Regions from separate parts of the Mus musculus genome. Here region 2 is linked to region 1. The links are chromatin loops, found by intact Hi-C in ENCODE. Cell type or tissue: left cerebral cortex. All regions are shown on one strand.

What was found. Hi-C counts contacts between places; a loop is a spot of excess contacts. Peaks named below come from ENCODE experiments on the same cell type or tissue, not always from the same donor. Only the 100,000 strongest peaks of a DNase experiment are listed, where the experiment ranks them.
Region 2: it touches region 1 in a loop (6-fold over the local background); 1 of 42 quality-filtered maps calls a loop at or near these places.

What each region holds. Positions count from the first base shown.
Region 1 is chr8:8,229,976-8,237,975 of GRCm38, forward strand. No RefSeq gene overlaps it. Among named protein-coding and RNA genes, the nearest start is that of Gm31401, 150 kb to the left of the region's middle. In left cerebral cortex, no CTCF peak of the experiment used is centred here; DNase peaks (open chromatin) are centred at 1,506, 1,736, 2,236, 2,399 and 3 more places; H3K27ac peaks cover 2,990 bases.
Region 2 is chr8:8,351,517-8,359,516 of GRCm38, forward strand. No RefSeq gene overlaps it. Among named protein-coding and RNA genes, the nearest start is that of Gm31135, 130 kb to the right of the region's middle. In left cerebral cortex, no CTCF peak of the experiment used is centred here; a DNase peak (open chromatin) is centred at 3,656.

The DNA.
Region 1 (8,000 bases):
GTTCCATTTTACAAAGAACATAAAACTTTGAAAAACACTCACTTGTCACACACTGCCACGAGGCAAGGATTTTCCTGTCTGTGGAAAGAACAGACACACAGCTGACAATAGCACAAGCTAACTGGGAAGGGGTGTGAGGGACCACTGACATGAACAACTCTCAGAAAGGAAGTGTCTTAGGGTTTCTATTCCTGCACAAACAGCATGACCAAGAAACAAGTTGGGGAGGAAAGGGTTTATTCGGCTTACACTTCCATGCTGCTGTTCATCACCAAGGAAGTCAGCACTGGAACTCAAGCAGGTTAGGAAGCAGGAGCTGATGCAGAGGCCATGGAGGGATGTTCTTTACTGGCTTGCCTCTCCTGGCTTGCTCAGCCTGCTCTCTTATAGAACCCAAGACTACCAGCCCAGAGATGGTCCCACCCACAAGGGGCCTTTCCCCCTTGATCACTAATTGAGAAAATGCCTTAGAGTTGGATCTCATAGAGGCATTTCCTCAACTGAAGCTCCTTTCTCTGTGATAACCCCAGCTGTGTCAAGTTGACACAAAACTAGCCAGTACAGGAAGGGTAGCCATCCTCTACCATACTGCATGGAGACCTTCCATGTGAAAGGAAATGGAAAGACCTGGTGAGTCTGGAATGAGATGACTGGTCCACCTTACAATGACAGAGCTAAAGCAAGAGGTCCAGGAAATCAGTAGAGACTTGGGATCTAGAGATCTTGACTTAAAACTACAAGTCTGAATTGATCAACTGGACAATGATGGGCCTCATGTAGGAGATGGATAGAAACAGCACAGGTCTAGTTTCTGGGATGAAGCAAGGATGGCTTTCTCAGCAGGGGCTACACGGAAGGGAGGACAAGTCTAGGAACTGGAGGTTTTGTCCCTTCCTCCTGTCTCATGTTCTTGGTTCCAACACCACTGGTATCCATGTAGGCTTTTGGAGAGCATCGTATTAATCCTTGTCATAAACACAAGTTAAAACATGTTCCTCTCTTCCCTGTGGCGGTTACATGGTACTTTAACTCTTCCTTGCATATTTTTCATTTTTCATTTTCTCAGGGGTTCCCTATGACCCCTGCTACATTCCCTTGTTCATGTCTTCTTAGAACCACAGGCCCTTTCTGGAAGCAGCCTCAGCATTTCACACTTGGAGTTAGAATAAGATTTACAAGAATAGGACTGTGTGTGCTTTCAGTTTTACGCTTTGTACACAACACATAACTATAGAAGTATTCAATACGCTTTTGAGTAAACAGTGAGTGGATGAGTGGAAGGGGGTGAACATCAAGGAAAACTCATCTCTTATTAATGTGAGTTTGGCTTTGCCACTTAGGAAAACTTTCCCCCTGCTCAGCTTCCTCTACCAGTAATAGACCAAGGAGCAGTGGCCCTTTCCTGCCCTAGAGGAAGCTTGGCTGAGGGACAAAAGACGCGGGGAGCTGTCACTGGTTGCTGTCTTTGCTACCCAGAATGAATTGTGCCAGCATCAGGATGCCAGCTCTGATTAAATTCTTTTGATTCTGGGCTTCCCTCTGACAGAGATGAGGAAAGGGTGTTGGTTCATCCCACCACTGCAGAAAGGGAAAATAAACACAGTTTTCATTTATTAGAGACCAGTATAAGAAGCAGCCCTTCAGAACTCTCTGACATGGCCTCATTACAACATAACAACGTGTTGAGAAAGAGCCCATCACTCTTTCCTACTTCATTTGGCTCCCACCATGACCACACAGCTTTTCAAAAACCCCAGCGCTGTGTTTTCCAAAATCCACTTGGAACTCCATCACAGCCTCCCCTTCCCTCTCAGCAGCTCCAACCCTCAGCTTGAGAATTAAGGCATGAAACACATGGAAATACAATGTTCCAATCCATCTAATTAATGCATTAAGTCCCTCATTTACATAGTACAAATTTCCCTTTATGCTTTCAGTTGCTTGGCAATCGCTTGCCTCAAGAAAATATATTAGCAGCTAAAACGCTGCTTAACAATAAGAGAAATAACAAAGACATCAGCCATCTTTCAGGAAAGCATATTTCAGAAAGGAAAGGAAAGATCCATCATGGGAAGGGGCTTCAAATCTTTAAGGAGCTCAGGAACCAGTTTTAGAAATTGATGTGAGAAAGTGAGTAACGTGGCGTTCCTTATTCTGGCAGGCAGGAGGGACGTCGTTTAAGGTCTGTGGAGCAGATGCTGCCCTCAGATCTGCATAGCCGTTCCTCAAATATGCCTGCCCGATGAAGGCCATGCGGAGGGAAGCCAGGAGGTCAGTCAGCGTGCTTCCAGCATTAGTCCTAGGAAGGGTCTCACTGTCCCTCAAACCTGAGTACTCCAAAACCAAGGTAGACGGTGAACCAAATCGGTAACCAGAAAAAGTGCTATCAAGCCATACTGCATCACTGTAAATAGACAGATGGAGGGACAACTTTGATCCTAAATTAATCCCAGCTTGTGCCAGTGCACCACACACTCCTCCATTGCTGGGGAAGCCCCAGCTAAGTGGAGGCAAAACTACAGCCGTTAATATCTCTCCATGGGACTCTGCTTCCTCGGGATGAATCGAAAGGATGTACCAGAAGTACCCAGTCCAGGCAGAAGGGCAGTGTGAAGTTTCTGATTTGGAAATATAAGAAAACTTGTGAGGACCAAGCAGCAATTCCATCCTAACTCCTGAGAAGGCAAGTGAGTTCCTGCCAGGCTCAGAAAAATATATATATAGAAAGGGCATTTCAATTCCAGGCTGTAAAATGTTTCCTGAACACCTTGGAGTGCCACCTCAGCGGATCACTCACCCTCGTTCATGGCATCCCAGATCAAAATACATTTCAACAGTCTCTCTGCCAAACGATAATGTTCTCTGCACTGTCTAACAGTTGTGTGTAACACATCAAAATATCAAGAAAGGGCTTTAGATATAAAGTCCCTTTTCCAAGAGGAAGACAGGGGTATATGACCAAAATGCCTTACATATGCTCGCACGATTATCAATAAACAGATGATTTTCAGAAATTCATTTTGCTATTTATTAAATACTGAGAAACCTGAATGTTAACCACCACTTTTTTTTTTGAGATGAATTCACAATATTGAAACCATGACTTGATGAAGATCTCATGACATGACGGGCCGAGCATGATGGCTCAGCCTACAACCTCCACATTCACCAGAATGAAGCAGGAGAAGTCAGGACAGAATAAAATCAACCCAAGCTACAGAGTGGGGGTACAGGCTATAGGCTAGACACACACACACACACACACACACACACACAACACAACACCAAAACAAGAAATTCATAAAGTCAAAGTATATCCATATTCTCTCAATTCCAAACCGAAGCTCCAGAGGAGGAATACATTAGCACATCATATCAAATCATACTAAATGTAAACCACTTATCCTTGTGGGAGGAGATCAGATGCACAGTGTATAAAAGCCGTGCACAGCGGCCTGCTTTCCGACTGCATCTCTGTATTGGAATGGACATTTTCTCAGAATGTTACTCTTTAGCAATTGCTATATTTACAACTCCTGATAAAAATTAAAAACAAACAAGTGAATCTGAGACAGGAAAGTAAAAGAAGCTATGATGTCTCAATTGGTATATATATATATAATGCCAGGCCAAAATAAACAATTGTAACAAACTGGAAGAAATATCCATAGCCAGTTCCTGATTTGTTACCCCAGTTAGAAGATATCTCCTTCGAAGCCAATGTTCTGAGGCACTTTATAAATAGCCCTTTTTCTTCATGGGCTGGGTAGCATCTGCTGTCTAAGATGGCCTGGTTTTTTGGGACTGCTGTGAGGGACAGCTTCCAACTTCTAAACCCAGGCAGCAAGCTGTGTGAGGACATGTTTCCCAGGGAGGTTGACAGGTTGTGGTGGAAAGTTCCCAGGCGCTAATTTCAGAGTCATCTCCACTCTTTTTCTGAATCTTCATATCTGTGCAGGTGCCAAGCACTCTCTGGGGAGAATGTGAGCTACTTTTCTCTTTCATGTGACCAAATATCTGACAAGGAACGATATAAAATCAGGTTCATTTTGTCCCATGGTTTGAAGACACGGTACATCTTGGAAGGGAAGGTTAGGTAGGTGGAGGCAGCTGGCCTGCAGCTGTGGCACTGAAGCTGCCACATCTGGGTGGATGAGGCAACCGGGGTAGGACAGGAAGTGGGGCTAGACTATAAAATCTTAAAATTTACCCACTCTGACCTACTTGCGCCAGCTGGACCACAACCCCTAACAGTAACACAACCTCCCAAAACAGTGCCACCAACTAAGGACAAAACATTCAGACACATGACCTGTGACAGCCATGCCACACTGAAACTGGCGGGATGTCTGTATTGCTGGCTTTTTTCTATAATAACCATAGGTGCCAGGGTGTCTTTAAATTTCTTCTACAGCACTGAAAGTGGTCCCCTAAGGAGCATCCATTTTAACTTACCATCTCTTCTACATTGCTGATACACATAGCTCTGACTTTGCCAGGCCTTGGTTAAAATTTAACAGACTGGACAGGGAAGGTGTCACCGCCCCATTGCTGGAACCTATGCTATAGCCTGAGCCCTCCTGGCCCTCCTATTCATCCAAAGGCAAGCCTCATGCTTGCCAGTCTAAACTCCTAGTGTGGGGAAGGCAACACTCTTCCTTCTTCATTACTGCTCTATTGCAGGCCCCAAATAGCTTCACATGCCCAGACCCATCTTCTCTTTGAAGGCCAAGAACAACGCTCCTGCCTCCACCTAACTACAGTAGTCTGTCCATTTATCCAGATTGCTGTCCATTCTGTGGTCTTATAAAGCTTCACATAGTGCCTGTTAATATGGCACCGTAGGTCCAAGGCCACAACCTCATGAGAAGATGACTCAGCAATACAAAGCACTGGCTGCGCTTCCCAAGAACCCAGGTTCTATTCCCAGCATCCCCATGACTGCTCACAGCATCTCTACCTCCAGTGTCAGGATCCAGTTCCCTCTTCTGGCCTCCTCAGGCACCAGGCATTCATGTAGTACACAGATATAGTACATGCAGCTACGATAAACACTAAATAAATAAATAATTTTCTAAAGAAGAAATGGTAGATTATTTCAAAAGTTATGACTAATTCCATTTTTGCAGGCATCACAGTTCTCTTAATACTGGTTTTCTTCATGGTAAAGACAGACATATGGATACTGGCCTATCTACATACATGTGTACTACACAAGTACACATTCAAGTACAACATTTAGCAAAGAGACCAAGAAATAGTAACCTTGGATGACAGAGGTGATGGGATGCAGCAAAGCACATATCTACCATAAAAGAGGATAAAAGTTACGTTTTCTAATATCAACTCTGTCATGGCTTTTCTTTTTCCTTTCTTTTCTGTGATGGGATGCATAAAAGTGTAATTAACTGTAAGTGAAAACCCCTAACTTCCATGGCTTCCGGATGGCTATTCTAACTGTATATAGAATTTCGTTGAGATATATGGAGTTTGGGGCTGAGGAAGCTCTCATTTGCATAGCTTCCTTAAACTGTCTTCATAGTGTTATTTGTGAGCCCATTACAACAAAGTGATTTTATTTAATTTTTTTAAAAGGCTGAAGATGTTTTCTCAGCTAAATTAATTCACATAAATTATAAGCTTTATTTTGTCCTTGGAGATCTCCTAGTGTGAGATTTCAAGAGTGTTAGTTAGAAAATAAATGTCACTGGGGCACAGGGGCTACTATGTTTTACAAGTTTAGTGTCAATTATCAGTGTTCACCATGGGATTCCCAATCTGGAGGACTTCTGTGGTAACCTCAATATTTGTTTATAGGAATCAGCACATTGTTCTCAGAGATGCTTTGGTTTTTCTAACAGGTGGTACTCATCATAGTCTTCAGCTCATGGTTGGCTAATGAAAGCTGTAAAGGTTAGTAGTTATTGCCAACTTGACAGCATCTGGTATCACCTAGGAGACAAGCTTCAAGGCACACCTGTGGGTAATTATTTAGATCAGGCTAGCCTCTGGGTAGCCTGTGAGGGATTATCTTGTTTAAACTGACTGGGTGGCATTCTTTCATGCGCTTGACTCCTAGACGGCATAAAAAAGAGGAAGCTGAGGCTCAAGAGGTGACTCAAGAGCTGAGCACCTTGCTGGTATTACAAAGGACGCAAGTTGGGTTCCTAGCATCCATGTAGAGAGGCTCACCACTGCCTATAACTCCACCTCCAGGGGATCCAATGCCCTCCCCGTTCTGACCCCAACAGGTATCCTAACTCATGTGCACTTAACCCTACACAGACACACATTTTTGTAATTACATTATAATATTTTTCAAAGGAGGATGCTGTCTGGAGTGAGATCATTGTTCATTCTCTTCCATCTAATTGCAGATACAACCTAACAACTTGCCTCAAACTCCTCCTCTACCAGGATGGATGCTTTCCTCAGGTTGTAAGCCAAAGGTGGCATGATTGTGTACACTTTTAATTCCAGCCCTCAGAAGGCTGAGGCAGGTGACTCTATGTGTTTCAGTCCTCACTAGCTTCAGGAGAGCCAAGGCAACATAGTGAGATCCTGTCTTAACCACCTCCCCAAAGAGGAGGAAAAAACCGTGAGGCAAAATAGACCCCTTCCATCCTTAAGTTGTTATTGTTAGTATATTTTATTACAACAACAGGAAAAAATAACTGGGACACAAGCCGTGCTAGAATTTTTCCTTTGAAACACATAAACATTTTACATTAGAAAGACCCTCTCTAAAAGGATGCAGGATGTTTCATGACAATCATCCAAACAAACAGGCTACGCAAGGATACTGTCATCCAACAACCTCCCCGTATCAATTAGAACTAACTTTACACAGCCTCTTTCTGCACACAACAAAGTGTATTCCCCAACACTGAAAACACACCATTGTTGTGCAATGAAATTGTTTGTTGTGAGGTTGAACTAGCAGTCTCTTCCGATAGAACCACCATGCCATACAAGAAATATTGGTGCTTGAATTTTGAAGTGATTGTTCTCAGAGCTTAGAACTTCTCCTAGACTTCTGTAGTGAGCTCACAGAGGACTCGAGTCTCCGGTCCTTCTCACGAGTACAGTTCCAGCCTCTGCTCCGTGTGCCTCTTCTCTCAGCCTAAAGGAGTCCAAAATTACCTTTATCCTAATGCTGGACAGCACAGACCAGCTCAACAGCCCAGGGCACTACACGGCCTTTCAAGGCCTCTCCACATCCCTTACTTGGACATTCTTGCTTCTTCTATCGATACCAACATCCATGAAATTCATATTCTGGCCTCATTTCCTCTGACACTTTCCAGTCAACCAGCACCTTCCTTATCACCTCAGACGCTGACCACACTCCCTTCTCACCCTTATGACCTCAGCCTTTGAGCCCCGAAGCCTACCCCTCCCCTCTTCTCTGACTTCTTTAAATTCTATGCATTCCATGGGTCAATTGTCACCAGTTTTCAAATGGCTCCCTGGCCCTTGTGTCAAAGCTATCATCCTTGTGCACTCACATTCCCAGCAACGGATTAACACCTTGGTACCATGAGTCCTGAAATCATGGTGAGAGTGGAACGTGGATACCTACTCTTCACTGTTTCTGTTCCTTAGCTGTATTCTATCCTTTCGCTAACCAGCTACTAATCCCAGTCTGAGTTATAGCATCTCATGAGGTTGCTGCCCAGAGCCTGTTTCTCGTGCCCCACCTGCTGTGGTACAGATTTCTCCAGTCCACTTATTGCTTCTTGTCTCATGAGACTCCAGGAGATGTCAATATACACTCAGTCTCAGTGGCAGCCTCATGGATGGGAGAAGGAAAATGTCAAGCCAACTTCAAACACTGACCAGGGCACTATCACCATTCTAGAATTCTCATTGTACCTCAGTCCCCAGACACCCGTGCCCAGCACAGTGCCCAGATCTTGCCATGCACCCACTATATTCTTCACTATCCTTCATCAGTGGCTTCCTTTGCCTGTGGTTTTCATCCCTTCTGGCCCTTCAGC
Region 2 (8,000 bases), 120 kb after region 1:
AGCCACACTCTCCAGAAAACAGGCAGAAGGTCTTTAGCTCAGAACACAAAGAAAAGTCAGACTGGGGTTGGGGGTGTGGCTCAGTGGTAAGGCACTTACATAGAGTACACAAAGTCCTGGGTTTCATCCCTATTTCTGAAAAGAAAGAAGGGAGAAAGGGAAGGAGAAAAGGAGGGAGGGGAGGGAGAGAGAGACAGAGGAAAAGAGGAAGGGAGGGAAGGAGAGAGGGAGAAAAAGAGGGATGGAGGATTGAAGGGAAGAAGGGAGGAAGAAGAGGAAAAAAGAGGGAGGAAGAGGTGAGAGCTTGAATTTCTGATCATCGTTCCCTATATTAATCTGGAAGCAAGTGTTAGGGCAAACAGGCCCAAGCCAAAACTTGGCCTCTTCTAAGCCCCTGCAAAACCTGGGACGTTGATATGTATGTATGTCTCCAGGCTAATGAGGTAACTGAATATTTTAATACATTTTCTGTTTTCTCCACAATCGCAACAGTGACCTGAGGCTGATAAATAAGAGCCCCCATTACTAAGTATCAAATACACTAGGAAAATATTTTCCAAAACAAGTTCGAAGAGCAAAGCACGCTTCTCTCCTCAAGTACTCATTCTCGGGAATGCCCCTCACTTCTTTCTAAATTACTGGAGATTGCCACTCCTCAAAAAGCCTCCAGTTAAAACTCACCCAGAATTCAGTGAGTCTCATCTGCCAGCTTGTTTGAAATCCTGAATGAGCCTTGATGTAGGGGTTTCTTCTCTGCTACCATATCAAAGAACGTCAAGACTGTTGACTACGAGGCAGGTTGGCCATACTAGTACATGTAAGAGTTTAAACTGGAAATTGAGCTTACTAATTAGTTTTGGTTTTTTATAATTAGTTTTAATTTATAAAACAATGGGAATCTAACCTCTGGAAGACAAGGGGAAGGGCAGCACCCAAGAGTTCTCAGCGGGGGCAGGAGAGATGGCTCAGACTGCTCTTCCAGAGGTCCTGAGTTCAATTCCCAGCAACCACATGGTGGCTCACAACCCTCTGTAGTGGGATCTGATGCCATCTTCTGGTGTGTCTGAAAACAGCAACAGTATACTCATATACATAAAATAAATAAATGTTGTTTTTTTTTTTTTTAAGGAGCTCTCAGCAGTTCTAAGGGACCCACCACATCAGACAGGCATTCACAAGGCAGAAGAAGGTGGAATGTGGCTATTGATATGAGCTATGGCCCTGCTCAATTAAGTACACAGAAAGCAGCAATATCATTCCTGAGTTCTAGAACCTTCCATGCTTCAGCAGCTAGAGGGACCACAGACTTGATGAATCTTTAAATCACTAACATGGAAAACAACATCACGTGACTGCACAGCCTCAATTTTATCCATGGCTATAGTTTACTTCCTGTTTTCCAATTTGATAGCAAAATCTAAAAAACAAGCATTTTAAATAGGAGGCCTGATTCTCACCTATCTTTGGATGCTCTGACTCTAGTCAGACTCAGCTCATTTCTTACATGACAGGATAGGAAACTAAAGCCAAGGAAGCAAACTGCATCTGTCATTCCATCAACAGAGGAGCTCTGAACAGCAATGGCTCGGTGTGGTACCACACAGTTCATCACTGGCAAGAAATGACTCAACATGGGTTAAACTCAAATTTTTGTGGTGGACAACAAGACTGCTTGCAGTGTGAAAAATATATTCACACCACGCTTTTCTCCAAACGCAGAAATGTCAAGCAGACCTTTCTAATGATGGACTCCATGAGGGATGGGGGAGCCCAGCTTGGCAGAGAACATTCTGCCACACCTGAAACTCCTTCCAAAAGCCACAAAGCTTGAGTTTGGGGTCAGCAAAACCCCAAATTGTCCTCAGGAACACCCAGACCCTTGTGTTTATAGAGAAATTTGAACCCATATGTTTCTTATTCCCCCTGAACAGCATGGCCCAAGGGTTTTTACAAGCTTTTCTCATGAAATTTTCTGTATTTGAAACTCAAAAGTAATATTTAACCAAAAATAAACTAAATGTAAAGTCCTACCTATGGGGTATTAATTTGAACCAAGACCACAAAACTGCCTTTTAAAATGCAAACCCCTGGTTTCTGGGAAATGGAGGCTCCAGAGCTCTCACCTCTTCCTTCCTCTTGGTCAAGCTTTGCGTGCAGAGAAGCAAGCATCTGTGTGTGTGTGTGTGTGTGTGTGTGTGTGTGTGTGTGTGTGTGTGTGCATGTGCATACGTGTGTGAAGATGTCGTTCATCCATATGTTTATGTGATCTGGGTGTGCATGTACATGTGTATGTGGAGGTGTCTCTGTGTGTGTGTGTGTGTGTGTGTGTGTGTGTGTGTGTGTGTGCGCGATGGTGTCTCTCTGTGTGTGATCTGTGTGTGTTTATGTGTATGAAGGTGTGTGTGTGCGCGCATGTGTATATGTGTGAAAGTGTTGTGCATGCATGTGTTTATGTGGTCTGTGTGTGCATGTATATGTGGAGGTATCTGTGTGTGTATATATATATGTGTGTGTATGTTGGTGAAGATGTCTCTGTGTGTGATCTGTGTGTGTATATGAATGAAGGTATCTGTGTGTATGTGTGTGTGTGTGTGTGTGTGTGTGTGTGTGTGTGTGTGAGATGGTGTCTCTCTGTGTGTGATCTGTATTTGTATGAAGGTATCTGTGTGTGTGTGTGTGTGTGTGTGTATGTGTGTGTGAGATGGTGTCTCTCTGTGTGTGATCTGTATTTGTATGAAGGTATCTGTGTGTGTGTGTGTGTGTGTGTGTGTGAAGTTACAGGTCAATATTGGGTACCACTCCTCAGGTACTGTCCATCTTTCTTTTTGAGACAGGATCTGTCAAAGACCTGGGTGTCGGCCAAGCAGTCCAGCTGGCTAGGCAGCACACCCCAGACATCTACCTCCAATGCCTCAGAACTGAGGTTACAGCCTCTCCTGGCTCTATGCATGGGTTCCTGGGGTCTAACTCCCTCCCTCATACTGGAGCTGCAAGCACTTTACCAAGCGAGCAAAGGAGCTCTATGGTGAGCCAGAGTCCTCTCTCCAGCCTCTGCTCCAAATCAAGGAGATCAACACTCTTAACCTCTCTGTAAGAGCACACTTGTTGGCAAATTCACGATCACCCGCACATCCAGGATCTAGACTTAAAGCACAGAGTGGAATGAGGACTTTGGGGAGCGTGAGTAGAAGGGAGAGTAGGAGCTAGAGGCCAAGCAGGACCAACATTCACGGAAAGACATCTGAAAATGTTATCACGAACTCTGCTTCCAGCCATGCTGGGCACAGCCTGTCATCCCAGCTACAAGGGCAGTGAGGCTACAGGACTGCAAGTTCAAGGTTTGCCTGGGTTATAGAATTAGTTCAAGCCTTGCACAGGAAACGTGGTGAGACCTCTGTTTCAAAATTAAAAGTGAAAATACTACTGGAGGCATAGGGAGAGCGTGCCTAGCATGTGTAGGTCCTTAGGCTCAATCCCCAGGATGGCAAAAGAAGAATTAGGAAGAAGGGCAAGGAACGTAAGGACAAGAAGAAGAGAGACCCACTGTTTTGCACAGTCAGTAGTTGCTAGTAGAAAAAGGGAAAGTTGGCATGTACTGTGCACAGCAGCACTGAGCCCATGCACAGCTGCTGAGCTGGCATTGCCACTTTGGGATAGCTGGGCACTGAGTGTGTCTTACCCGCCAGCACACGGGCTGGTGTGACCCAGTTTTTTCAATGTATGCAATTATTCTGCCTCTACCATAATGTCTCAGGCATACAAAAATCAGGAGAACTTCACGACCATTTGAGGCAGAGTTGGGAGACACACACCCAGCCATTGTGTCACATGACTGTAAAACCCAAACCTGGGAAAGCAAAAAGACTGTGGGCTTGAGGCCAGCTCAAGATGCATAGAAAGACCCTGTCTGGAGAAGAAAAGAAAAAAGAAAAAACCTTCCTTTTAAAGGGAGTAATAGAGTGTAAAAAGGGATAGAGCAGACAGGGAAGAGAGGGACAGAATTCAAGGTCAAAGTCTGCTACATACAAGCATGAAAACGTCACAATGGAACCCATTGCTCTGTACAATTAATATTCACCAACAACAACTTTATAGTCACTTTTTCAAAGTATAATATTTTTTCAGACAAACAAGAAATTATTTGGCCACTTATTTAGCCTTTCGGAGCTAGTTCTATGATATGAATTTAAATTTTGAGAATTTTTATCTGAATTAAATCTTTTCAAAACACTCGCAGGTTTCATAGCACCATATTGCACCCTGGGGAATTTGTATTCTTACTTCTAATATCTACTGGATTTCAAAAGCAAATTCTAGACCAAATATTTGGAGTAACTTGAGTTTTGTCTATATGCCATCTTCTGACTAGTGCAAAAGAGGTTTACAGAAATTGGACCCTTGAGAGAAATGATTTCTTACCAGCCATAAAACCAGGTGCACGGGAGCGTTCATTAACAGTAAGCATTAGAAGGGGAATCTGAGAGTTGCCTGAAATCCTACAGCACAGACGGGAGACAAATCCCAGTCAGCTGTGTTATCTGGCTCTGTGAGTGCCCATGAAAAATAGTAATGGCCAAAGGTCAAATAATTTATTTCTAGGGTATTCATGTCCATGTATTTTTGCATTAAGAGAGAGGGACACATAGAAACGTTTCCAATGAAAATCAAGCTAAGTAATCAAAGACAAAATACAAGAGCATTTACGGACCCTAAGGCCAATTCTTTCCCCTGTAAGCCAGCCCGAGCCACTGAAGGCCATGGGCAGCTGGTTGGCATCAAACATGGAAGATGCTGCTCTGCAGGATTATCACAGTGCTTTATACAGATTACTCTCCTCCCTCGTGTTGACTTGCACTTTAGGATCAGACAGACTTTCACCTAATTCAGACTTCAAGGTATTATAAACTGACCCCTCTGAACGAGAAACGATAACATTCTCCAAATAAAGGGAGAAGCAATAAAGGTAGAAATTTCTCATTTTCACCTCATTCAGACTCTACGGTATCGTAAACTGACCCCCGTGAGCAAGGTAAGACAATGTTCCTTAAGCTATACATGAATTTGCTCGCTGTAATGTGTAAGACTTGGGATTATAAGTGATCTCATTCATTATTTTCCTTCAGCAAAAGCACAAATCCCAGTTTAGAAAACAGAGTCAGTAACTCTATGAGAACTGGAAATGTTCTGATAGGCCAGCCAGCTCTTGCCAGTGAGGAGCTCTTTCTAACCCTCCTCCAAATACATTTACTGCATGAAGTTTCACATTTTTTGTGTATCAATGATGCTTCGTCCTTATTCCTAGTGTACCCAGAAGGGATGGGGACTGGGGCAGGAGACTGTCCTGTTAAGAGAACTGACTGTTCTTCCAGAGGACTCAGGTTCAATTCCTAGCACCCACATGGCAGCTCACAACTGTCTGTAATTCCAGGATCTGACATACTCACATAGACATACATGCACATTAAATAAATAAATAAATAAATAAATAAATAAATAAATAAAACATACATATGGACTTCATTCTGCCAAGAATAAGATTTTCTAGAAGACATTTGCCATACACACACACACACACACACACACACACGTACACACGCACGCACATGCACGCACACATATATACTTATATATACAAATACGAATACACAGACAAAGGAATCTGTTGGGACCCTGCTGTCATTACACTTTAGCCCTTAGCTCTCACAGTGTGTTCCCTCATCACTTCTCAGTGTGCCTTTGCCAGTACTATGATCTTCTGCTGCTTCAAATGACAAGTGTCTAGCGAACGGGGCAAGCTCAGACCTCTCTTGCAGCCTCATGGGTCACACCTACATCCTCACAACTGTTGTCTAAACAGATCATTTTTCCCAACTAAACAAGCAGATACCACATTTCAGGGCATCAGAGGTACAGTGTCTTTAATTGGAGAAAGTACCTCTCTCATGTCAGAGGAAGAAACAAGTTTCATTTTGGGAGAATTGAAACTTGTTTTGCATCTTTGCTCCACATTTTCCCTGTTCCTCTGGCTAAAGAAGGACAATTAGGTAGATTCACCCCATGCAAACAACACATTCTATTTCTCTCTTGAGTTCTTGGAAGGGGCTAAAAACAGCGCTCACAGAGGCTCTACCCAGCAGCTTATCGAAACAGATGCAGAGACACACAGCCAAACATTAAACAGTACTCAGGAAGTCCTGTGGATGAATTGAGAGAAGGATTGAGGGACCCGGAGGGGACAGGGACCCCACAAGAAGACCAACAGAGTCAACTAACCTGGACCCTTGGGAGCTCCCAGAGACTGAATGACGAACCAAAGAGCAAGCATGGGCTGGACCTGGGCACACATATGTAGCAGATGTGCAACTTGATCTTCATGCAGGTCCCCCAACAACTGGAGCAGGGGCTTACCCTGATTCTATTGCCCGCATGTGGATCCTGCTCCATAACTGGGAGCTTTGTCCGGCCTCAGTGGAAGAAGGTAAGTCTGGTCCTGCAGTGACTTGATGTTGAAAGGTAGGTTGGTACCTGGAGCAGGGGGAGATTCTCAGAGAAGTGGATCAAGGGAAGGGCAGTGTAAAGGGAGACTGGGAGGAAAGGGGGAACTGTGATTGGGATGTAGAGTGGATAAATAAATCAATGAAGATAAACAAACAAACAAACATCCCTCATAGCTCTTTTAAGAGTTCAACTCACCTCTTGGACAAGCAACAGTGAGAAAGGAACGTGACTCACGGGTGTCTCTTAGGGCCGTTAGGATGAGTCCTTATGAATGGACTTCAATCTGCCAAGAATTAGAATTTTCTAGAAGATATTTGCAGGGTCTCATTAAAGACACACATCTAAGTCCACAGGGCCATACTTAACAAGATACCTGAGAAGAGAGCATACAACCCCTCACCCCCATCTTATTAGAACAAATCTCTGAATGTCTCAACCTAGAGGCAACAGATAGATCTTGAATTCTGATTAGATCTCTCTTTGATAAGTAGACCCATGCCCAAATTGCTGTTAGTTGTTCTGGTCTGATTAATGCAAGAATTAGCAATGAGGGACTCCGTAAGTGTCCCCTAGGACATTTTCTGTTTCTGTTCTGTTGACCAAGCAAGAAGGCTCTACCCCTCTGCATAGAAACAGAGTCACTGTCTCAATGGAAGGCTATGATACAAGAGGCCACAAAGTGGCTGCTACTCCTATAGCTAAAGGCATTACAGCACACATTGCTACTGACAGCTAAAGTGTTGTGTACTTTGAAGAAGGGCTGAACAGTTGAACATTTTCAAATTTCAAGACAAGTGTCTCAGACAAATACTAAAGACATAAGACATTATACACACCAGGCAAAGTGAGATAAAGGCACTATTTAATTGATAAAACAAAATCCACATGTGATTTCTCTCCTTTAAAGACCAAACTGATGAGTTTCCAATGTTTTTATCCTTCCTGGAATTGACTGTGAAATTATGCAGATGGGTGCAGAGGAAGGGTACAGGGATGTTCAGGAGTACAGAGCCTGTAAGGAATTGTCTCAAGCCATTTGATAGAGGAGAGGAAGGAAGATGTAGGGAAGTAGAGGCAGAAGAGGAAGTGAGGGGATAGGAAAAGGAGGAGGAAGAAGGACAGGAGGGAGGGAGGAAAGGCAGAAAGGACAGAATGAGAGAAGAGAGAGGAGGAGGAAGGAGAGGAAGGGAGGAATTGCCATGGAATACTGTATTGTAAACAAAGCCCAGGAACCTGACACAGTAAGACAGGCCTCCTCACGCTATACATTTCACACTGCTCTGCTGTGTTCAAGTCTCCAAGATCAGACTGTCAGCAATAGCACCAAAATCAGTCTTCCTGGGCCTCTCACAGGAGGCAGTAGCCAGAAAGGCACAGATGACACCATGGGGGTCCAAGACTGCAGAGCCTCAGCCCTGGGGGAGATGAGACAAATAGGTCATGAAACAACCTCACAGAATGTCTGCACCTCCACACACAGAGAGGAACTGAAGGCACAGTAC